Regions from separate parts of the Homo sapiens genome. Here all the other regions are linked to region 2. A link is a contact called in ENCODE Hi-C or POLR2A ChIA-PET data. All regions are on one chromosome and are shown on one strand. The core of a region is the stretch at or near the end of the contact, and the rest is flanking DNA. Distances in the headings are between cores, read along the strand shown. Region 1 overlaps MS4A12 (membrane spanning 4-domains A12). Region 2 holds the start of MS4A15 (membrane spanning 4-domains A15). Region 3 has its middle 15 kb from the start of MS4A7.

The links. A loop is a pair of places that touch in the nucleus more often than their neighbours do. ChIA-PET counts read pairs that join two places held with the same protein, here RNA polymerase II (POLR2A). Pooled maps may share reads with other maps.
Region 1: a loop to region 2 is called in a pooled map, with 2.1 times the contacts of the local background. The contact joins the enhancer-like site here to the promoter of MS4A15 in region 2. A Hi-C loop is called at or near these places in 1 of 168 maps with a recorded cell type or tissue (GM12878), 22 of 37 single-sample maps with no recorded cell type and 7 of 50 pooled maps.
Region 3: a loop to region 2 is called in a map of naive thymus-derived CD4-positive, alpha-beta T cell, with 20 times the contacts of the local background. The contact joins the enhancer-like site here to the promoter of MS4A15 in region 2. A Hi-C loop is called at or near these places in 5 of 168 maps with a recorded cell type or tissue (GM12878, HepG2, MCF 10A and 2 more), 34 of 37 single-sample maps with no recorded cell type and 16 of 50 pooled maps. POLR2A ChIA-PET finds 5 or more read pairs at or near these places in 1 of 52 experiments (GM12878).

Annotation. Positions count from the first base shown.
Region 1 is chr11:60,497,017-60,499,746 of GRCh38, reverse strand. MS4A12 (membrane spanning 4-domains A12) reads right to left here. Exons shown (of 7, transcript NM_017716.3): 2 at 2,153-2,434. The coding sequence starts at 2,428. Among named protein-coding and RNA genes, the nearest start is that of MS4A12, 5.6 kb to the right of the region's middle. RefSeq lists enhancers at 377-506, 517-786. Within about 2 kb of position 1,311, at least 5 of the 41 ENCODE cell types and tissues checked have a DNase peak (open chromatin) inside an H3K27ac peak, as active enhancers do.
Region 2 is chr11:60,755,580-60,758,279 of GRCh38, reverse strand. MS4A15 (membrane spanning 4-domains A15) reads right to left here and starts at 1,413. Exons shown (of 7, transcript NM_001098835.2): 1 at 1,222-1,413.
Region 3 is chr11:60,362,141-60,364,893 of GRCh38, reverse strand. No RefSeq gene overlaps it. Among named protein-coding and RNA genes, the nearest start is that of MS4A7, 15 kb to the left of the region's middle. RefSeq lists enhancers at 909-1,008, 1,099-1,178. Within about 2 kb of position 1,258, at least 2 of the 41 ENCODE cell types and tissues checked have a DNase peak (open chromatin) inside an H3K27ac peak, as active enhancers do.

The DNA of each region.
Region 1 (2,730 bases), core at 62-2,561, 260 kb after region 2:
GACTGCAAATACAAAGACTGCTGTATTTATTTCTTCAATAAATAGCTACTGAACACAAGTAAATCGAATTAAAATTAGAAAAAAACCCAGTTTCATAAACAATGCTAAAAGTTTCTTGAGACATCAATAAAAACCATGAACCTTTCTCCCTGAAAAATTATTCTTGCACATTCATACACACACATACCATACTTTTGCTTATAGCTTCAGAGAGATGATGGGCCACGTTTAGCCTATCTCACTTAAAGAACTCCTGTATTAGACTTTATATTTGGTTTTTACAACTGTTCTTTAGAGCAGCAATTCAGCCGTCTGGTCACAAACTTCCCATTCTCATCCTTGCTGTCACCTTGATGAGGGGCAGTTAGATCTGGATTTGTACTGGCCCTCATTTCTCCTCCTACAGCCCTGGCTGTACCATCTACTGATCAAAATTGCCTATAGGACAGACTTAAAAATTTGGACATACAATTTGTCTGCATTTTTGGCCACAGAAGCACTTTAAGGTCTGAGTTGACTGGTACAGGTGTGCCAAGTCCTGCCACCTGTGGCCCCTGCACTGTCATGATGCCCAGGGCCTGCTGATGGCATAGAAATAACAAATCTTCAGAGAGAGGAAGTAGCTTCTGCCAACTGGAGATTTTGAAAACAAAACTTCACATTCTTTTAAAGTATTTTTATCACACGCCTCTTCGGTGCCGGGCAGCATGCTTCAGTGGTTCCTCATCCACCCAGTCAAAGCCAAAGCCTTCTGCTCTGCAGGCCTCACCACCTGTGGCCTCTGCCACTCATCTGCCCTCCTGACAACTGCCCCCTCCCTCACTCATTCTGTTCTATTTTATTGGCCTCCTCCCGGTTCTTCAAATACCTCAAAGACATTTTCATCTAAAGACTTTTACACTGGTTGTTTTCTCTTTCCCTAATATCTGCAGGGCTCACTCCTAACTTCAGGTTTTTGCTCAAATGTCATGTTCTAAGGAAAGCCCATTCTGACCACCTTGAAATTGCTGCCTCCTCACTGCCTAGTACTTTTTAGCCCTTTTACACTTCTTTGTTTTGTCTATATCATTCGACACCTTCTAACACACTAAGTACTTTACTTCCTTATTATGTATACAGTCTGATTTCCCCCTCTAGGGCGTAAGTTCTGTGAGGGCAGAGATTGCACCTCCTTTGTGCTTAATGATATTCCAAGCACCTGTGTGGGGCTGGCTGTATGGGGTGTTAGTTTGTCCCATTGGCTTATTAGGAGCAGGGAATTTCCTCTATCTGGGAGGAGGAGGATCAGAAGGGCCACCTCCACAGCTTAGTAAATAGGCTGCTGCAGGAGAACTTATGCTCATTTTTACTTCCCTAAAACATCACAACTTGAAATACATAGTAAGATGGCTAGAAGAGTTTCTGGCACATAATGAGCATTCATTTACGGAATGCTCCAGCAGAGCATTTTGAGCTATTCACAGGGAGAGACTTAATATAATTTGGTGGAATTGTGCTAGCGGGATGAATGATGTATTTGGAAAGCACGGAGAAGGGACTAACAATTCTACCTAGGCAGGTGGAATTTTCTTACAAGTAGGGCATTTTTGTTTTTACAATGCCTACAGAAACAAGGCAGTCAGTTCAGAGTCTCCTTTGTAGAAGTAAGGTGACAGTTAAACTGTAGCATCTCTAAGGGTATTGGTGAAAGAGGCATAGCAGATGGAATGTCCCCCAATTCTTTCACACTCAGCCTTTCCCAGACTGCCCATTTGTAGTTTCCTTTTCTGGGGGCAGCCATCATTGTTCATTGTTATGTAAATTCACCTTTATGCAAAAACCAGACTTGTAACTAATCCAGAGATGGGATTGAGATTGTCCAAAAAGTCCTTTGAAGAAATGAGATCAAGCTAGATGTAACAGTGCTTCTGTCACGTCAATATTACCAAATTCTCCAGCTAGGGAGGCTCCTCTGTGTCTTGTTATATTTTTGCTTGATCTAAAATGAAATGAACTCAAGGGAAAGTCTATAGGCAGACTAAATATTTCTGTCTAAAAGAGATAATTTCAGAATAACGTTCAGAACTTTTTAGCAATTGGATGATACTCTCCTATAACTTATAAGAAGACCTTGCAAATGTGAAATTAAAATTCTGGTAGTAAATAGACTTACCCCTAGTGCCTTTGCTTCTTCTTTAAAGTTCATTACTGCTGTTCCCACACTTGGATTTATCATTTGTATATTTCCTTGACCCGGTTGACTGCTAGCAAAGATTCCCGGAGATGTGATGCCGTAGGGCTGAGCACGCTGAGCACCCTGAGCTTGGTTTTCTAAGTTGATTGAACCCAGAGGCTGTTGAAATCCAGGAGCCATAAAGCTGCTTGGTGGGTAAGGGTTGGGTATGGTTTCATTTACTTCAGCATGGCTTGTTGGCTTGGATGACATCATTATGTCCTAAGTATCACAAAACATACAAAAGTGATACGTTTATCCAGAAAAGAAACTAAAGAAAATCTTACCAAATGTCAAATGTCAATTATCTATGCAAATGGAGAGAACAAGTGAGCAGATAATGGGCCATAACAACTGATAGAAACATGATTCTCATAAGTCCCCAACCCCCACGCCAAGGACTGGTACCTGTCTGTGGTCTGTTGGAAACCTGGCTGCACTACATGAGGTAAGCAGCAGGCAAGCATTACTGCCTGAGCTCTGCCTCCTATCAGACCAGCATGGCATTGGATTCTCAT
Region 2 (2,700 bases), core at 164-2,663:
CTTACGGGATTTTTTTTTTTTATGTTTGTATTGCTAGCTGTGAGCATTGAGGAAATAGATGGCCACCTGCTTGACCCTGAGTCTGAGCTGAAGCAAAAGGCCCTGTTCCCAATAGCATATCAAGTTGTATCGGGATATTATTATCCAAATTTTGCAAGGACTGCTGCATGGCTAAATCACTGTACTCACTCCACCACACAGTATATTCTGCAGCTGAAACCAAAACATTTACCAAAGTTTTCCAATCATGTGGAGTCATCTTATAGCCATTTCCCAGAGCCTCAATCACCTCCTTCGTAAACGGTGAATGTACACTGTTTTCACGGATACTTTTCTTTAACTCTTTAAAGACAGTAAAAGGCAAACTCTCATGCCATCTCCTGTTGCTTTGAACAATAACAGGGAATGCGCCAAAAAGCGCCTCAGAGTCTCCCTTCCTAAGTCCCTCTTGGAGGCACCCCTCTACTAAGAAAGTTTGACGAGGAGTTGGCGTTGAGGACACGGCCACCCGATCATATAGATATTCACTGACTGGAGGTCTTATCCAAGAACCATCTCTTGGGCGGCCTCCAGACTCCTCAAGGGGGATGGGAGGCGCCATTGCCTGAACGGGGCCAACGAATACAGGTCCCTTTAAGGGTGGAGGAAAAGAGGGCAATGGCTTTTCTATAGGGGGAGGAAAAGGCTCCGGTCCGTCCTCATGATCACTAGAAAAAAATATCCTCCTTATGCCCTACAGAAGGGAATGAAGTAGAGAGAGGACCCCCCGCCCGCCTCCCGCTGTCCTGGTTGGCTCCTGTTCTTCCTTCTCCTTTAAACCTCCTGAATTCCCTTCAGGCAAAGACGGGCGGTCTGACCCACTGCAATCTGGCAGATAAAGAGGATACAACACCGAGTGTACCGGCGCCCAGGTGGTCAAAACAATAACCTCAGTAAAATGACCTTGCTCACATCCTGTTTTCAGGCAGTGACCTACCTGCTCCATAACTCAAGTCTAAGGTTCCTTGATCAGGAAACCAAGGGCATTCCTGCCGAATTAAGATCATAGCGTTGTGTAGAGCTCCAGGCTCTGCAGTGCACTGGTTAGCCTTAAGTAGCTGTCGCACTGTTTTTAAAAAACACTTTCTGTTCTTTGGTCATTTCTTGACCCATGATAATCCAACCCCTGATATTTTACGCGTGGGTCCCATCCTCCTGACGGGAGTCAGGACTGTCCCTTACCGGGATTCCCCGAAAATTGATGAGTTTTCCTCCTTCAAGCGTAACTTCAAGGCGATCACGTCGGGGTCACCACTTGCAGAGCTTATAGCTTGCAGTGAACGCCAAGAATGAGTTCTTAGACAATTTCAGCTGAAGGGGGCTGGGAGAGGGGGTGGGGGCAGCTCTTCTGAGAGCCCGCCCTTGTGAGAGCCTGCCCTAGCATCTGTCCGCCAAGTATTTATTGAAAGGGATTGTTAAACCACAAACATCCACTAGATGGCTTTTTGAGGTGGGGTCATGAGACACCTGCGGCCTTGCAAAAGCTCTCAAACCACATTCTTAGGAGGCTGTTTTCAGCGTTCCTTATGACACACTTCACTCCTTGTCCTGTTTTTAGGGCCAAGGAGTTACATTCTTATGCACAAATAACATACACACAGTGCCTCCGTATTTTTCCATGCCCTGACCTCAAATGCCACGTACATAAGCTTGGATATGTTGCCATGTACCCCAACACTTTAGGTGTGGCTGGCCTGGGCAAACACTTTGGGAAAAAACACCCATTACCCAGGTGTCAGGAGATGAGCTTACCAGGAAACAACAGAGTGCTGAATCTGCCAGATTATACAATGAGATCGAAAACAGTCATCCTTCTTGTTGGCATGGGTGTGTGAGGAGTTTACCAGTTCAGTGTAAGGGTCTGAGATAGAAGCCAGGGTTTGAATTCTGGCTCCTCTTGTTACTGTGAGGCACGGGAGCGAGAGGGTCACCCTCTGCCTCAGTTTCCTTACCTGTGAAATAGGGATAATACCAATCTCATAGAGTTTGGTGGGAAACACACACCAACTTGATAAAATCCATCCCTTACAACGTGACTTGTTATAACACGATGCGGCTGAGATGTTTTGTTAAATATAACATATCTAAGCCAGTGACTTACAATGGACCGTGGATGTGCATTGCTTCCCAGTGCTCTGAGACCTACTATGCATGCTCGGGAGAGCACCAGCTTGCAGATTGTGCAGCAGATTCTCTGTGGTTCTGCAAGCGCTCTTGGCTGATAAGGGCTCAGCCTCACTGTTCTGTGCTCAAAATATGTGTGTCTTCAGGAAGCCTCTGTGCCATTTATTTTGTGATAGGTCTGACCTATATTGGTGAACAAAGGGGGCAAGGGACAGCGTTGGACCCTATGCAGAGAAATAGAGCGAAAAGGACACATAGGCTCTTGAGCAAGGTTTTCAGTGACTGGAGGCACCTCCAAGGAGATGGCTGAGAAAACACAGGATAAGAATCTGCTGGCATTAAGGGGTGGGGGAAGCCATTTGACATTTTTAAGGGCTTACTAACATGGCTCCCTTCAGCCTAGGAGGTGTGACCAACACGTGATGCTCAGAGTGGATCACCAGAGGGATTGTGCTGTGACTTCCCAAATAGCACCGTCTCCACTGAGTCTCTCATTTCCAGGATCTGACACTAACCTGATTATTAGTAGACATGACA
Region 3 (2,753 bases), core at 9-2,508, 390 kb after region 2:
TTGTTGGCCTTGAGAAACCAATTTGTCATGTTGCAGTCTTGATATGGTAAGAGAGTATAAGCAGCCCTTAGGAATTGAGAGTGGTCTCTAGCCAATATCCTACAAAGACCTCGAGCCAACACCTGGCAAGAAATGAGACCATTTATCCTACAACTGCAAGGAACTGAATTCTAGCAATAACATTGTAAGCTTGGAAGTGGATCCTTCTCTAGTCAAACCTCATTTGAGGCCTCATCCCTGCCAATACCTTAAATGGAACTTGGTGAGACCTTGAAGCAAAGAACTCAGTTAAGTCATGCCCAGAGTCCCGACCTGTGAGGTAACAGGTGTGCTGTGTTAAACCTCTACGTTTGGGTGATTTATTATATAGCAATAGATAAAAACACTGGCTATAGAGTAGACAGTCCAGGTCTTAGCATTCTTTGGTTTCTCCTGGTGTGTTGGACTCAAGTTTCTCATTTTCCCTAAACTGCAGAGGATCTACAACATGATCCCCATGCGGTCCCATTCCAGCCTCTCTCTCTGAGCTGGAGATGAGGGGGAGGTTCCTCCTTCCTTCTCCTATAGTGACAGGAGGGAGGAAACCACACAAAACATCAACAATGTCCTTCTAACGAAATTCTCCAGTACAGTTTCCAAATGACATTCTGTTTCTAATGAAATCCTCTTCCTTCAGTCTTACTCAATTTCTTACTCTTTTACTCAATCTTTAATGTTTTATAATCTGGTTGAGAAAACCATGTTTGGCTCTTTTTTCTTAATTTCTACTTGGGTGAATGGGGTTTTATTGTGTAAATTAGGAGCGATTGTCATCTCTATGGCAAAACAAGAACGGGTGGTGGGTGTGGTCTCTTCAGGTGCAGACAATGAGGAGAAGCATGGTCTGTAGAAAATTTTACAACAATAACAAACTGCCATATGCTTTTTAGCATCCATTTTTAAACAATTCTAAACAGTATTGGTAACAGAATACTGCTCTCAGGAGCAACAACAACGAAAAAGATCTAAATTCTACCTGAATAATTACCTGCTCCGGGGGCTGACTCCTCCTTCTGTCCTGCCCCTTGGCACAATTCTGTGTCATCTCTTGTCTTCGGGCCACAGATGAAACTGAACAGAATGCCTCTCCTGTCTATGCTCTGTTATATATCTAGAGGGACAATTTAGCCTCTAGCTTTACACTGCCACATAGGGCTGAATTATACAGAAAAAGTAGTTCCTCAGGACACTTTGCTGCCATCTGCTGGGCAATTGTGAAAAGTACACAAAAAGTGGTTGGAGCCTCAGAGTTGCATAGCTTTCCCCCAGCACACACTTATGTAAGGGTGTTTTGTGTGTGTGCATGTGTTTGTGTAAATGCATGTGCCCCCAGCTATAAGAAAGCATATGGACCATTTAACACTATCGAAGATATGAAGAATCGAGTGCATAATTCCCTCCACATCTTACCATTTTCTTTGGTCTAGCAAGAGTGGTACCAGGAAGCCACTTGAGTGGTCTTGAGGATTCTAGGTGTGCCTGTGGGCAAGTGTTGGAGGGAGGAAGTGAGGAGGGTGTCTGGCTATGGAAGGGTGGTCTAGCTCTATCATCTAGCTCTGGTGTCTGGCTATGGAAGGGTAGTCTAGCTCTATCATCTAGCTCTATCATCTAGGGAAGCGAGGCAGGGAAAGATGGAAGAGGAAGGAAAGGAAGCTCTTAAGTCTTGATGAGATTACATTGTCAGGCTTTGTTCTAAGTGCTGGATATATATATTTTCTCATCCTGTCACCATGGGGTACTATTACATTTAACTATCTTCATTCTGAAAAGAGAGAGGAAGACCCCAAAAAGTTAAGGAAGTTGCTCAAGATATTTTTTTGTGTGTTTGAAGAAGTAAATAGGCTTCTGGGCAGAGTGCTCATACGTCTGGTCTGCTGGGTTGGATATCAGTGACCTTTCTGAGCCTACGCTGACCCTGAGTTTCAGGATCTGTAAGTGGCCCTAAGCTCCAAGACCAGACTTGCCCGCACCAGCAGGCTCTCTACCTTGGCTTTTGAAGCTGCGGCAGAAACAAATGCAGATGGCCAATTGTTATTTTCAGTGAGTGAACGTGGGGGCTTCCTTTGCTTCTGTCCTTAGAAATAAAAATAAATCTTCCAAGCCAGCTGCAACTCTGCCACCATACTTACTCTGACGACTGCAGTAGAATGTCAGCAACAGGTCATTGCAGGAACCTGAAACTTAGGTCTTTGTTTCCAAAGTTTGGGAAACACTCATGGTGTCTGAACATGGGGTGAGAAGGGAAAGGAAAACTGGGTTGTTTATAACTGTTGGGAAACAAAAATGTGCTATGTTTTCATGAGGTTTCTCTTCAATTGCTTTCCATTTGTTTGAGAAGAAATCTACTGCTTGGTTAATATGAAGTATCTCTTAGGCAGAAAGTTTTCCTTCCCATCGTTCTGGAGGGTATAGTTCCTTTGCACTTTATGACTCACACCTGACATTTTGTCCTGAAAAGAGTACTCACTGTTGTCTGAGGGGGCTACAGTGAAACACACAAAAAAGGAGGAAGGCAAGAAGGTCAAATGAGGAAAAACAACTATAAATATTTGCCACTCAGGGACTTTTATACATTTCAGAGCTGTATAAAAATGGTACATTAAATAATAATAAAATAACTTTGAGGTTCATAGGAGACTTATATTTTCTTCTTTTTCTTTTCTGTATTCCTTCTGAAAGAATCAGATATATAGAAAGGTGAGATGATAAATGAC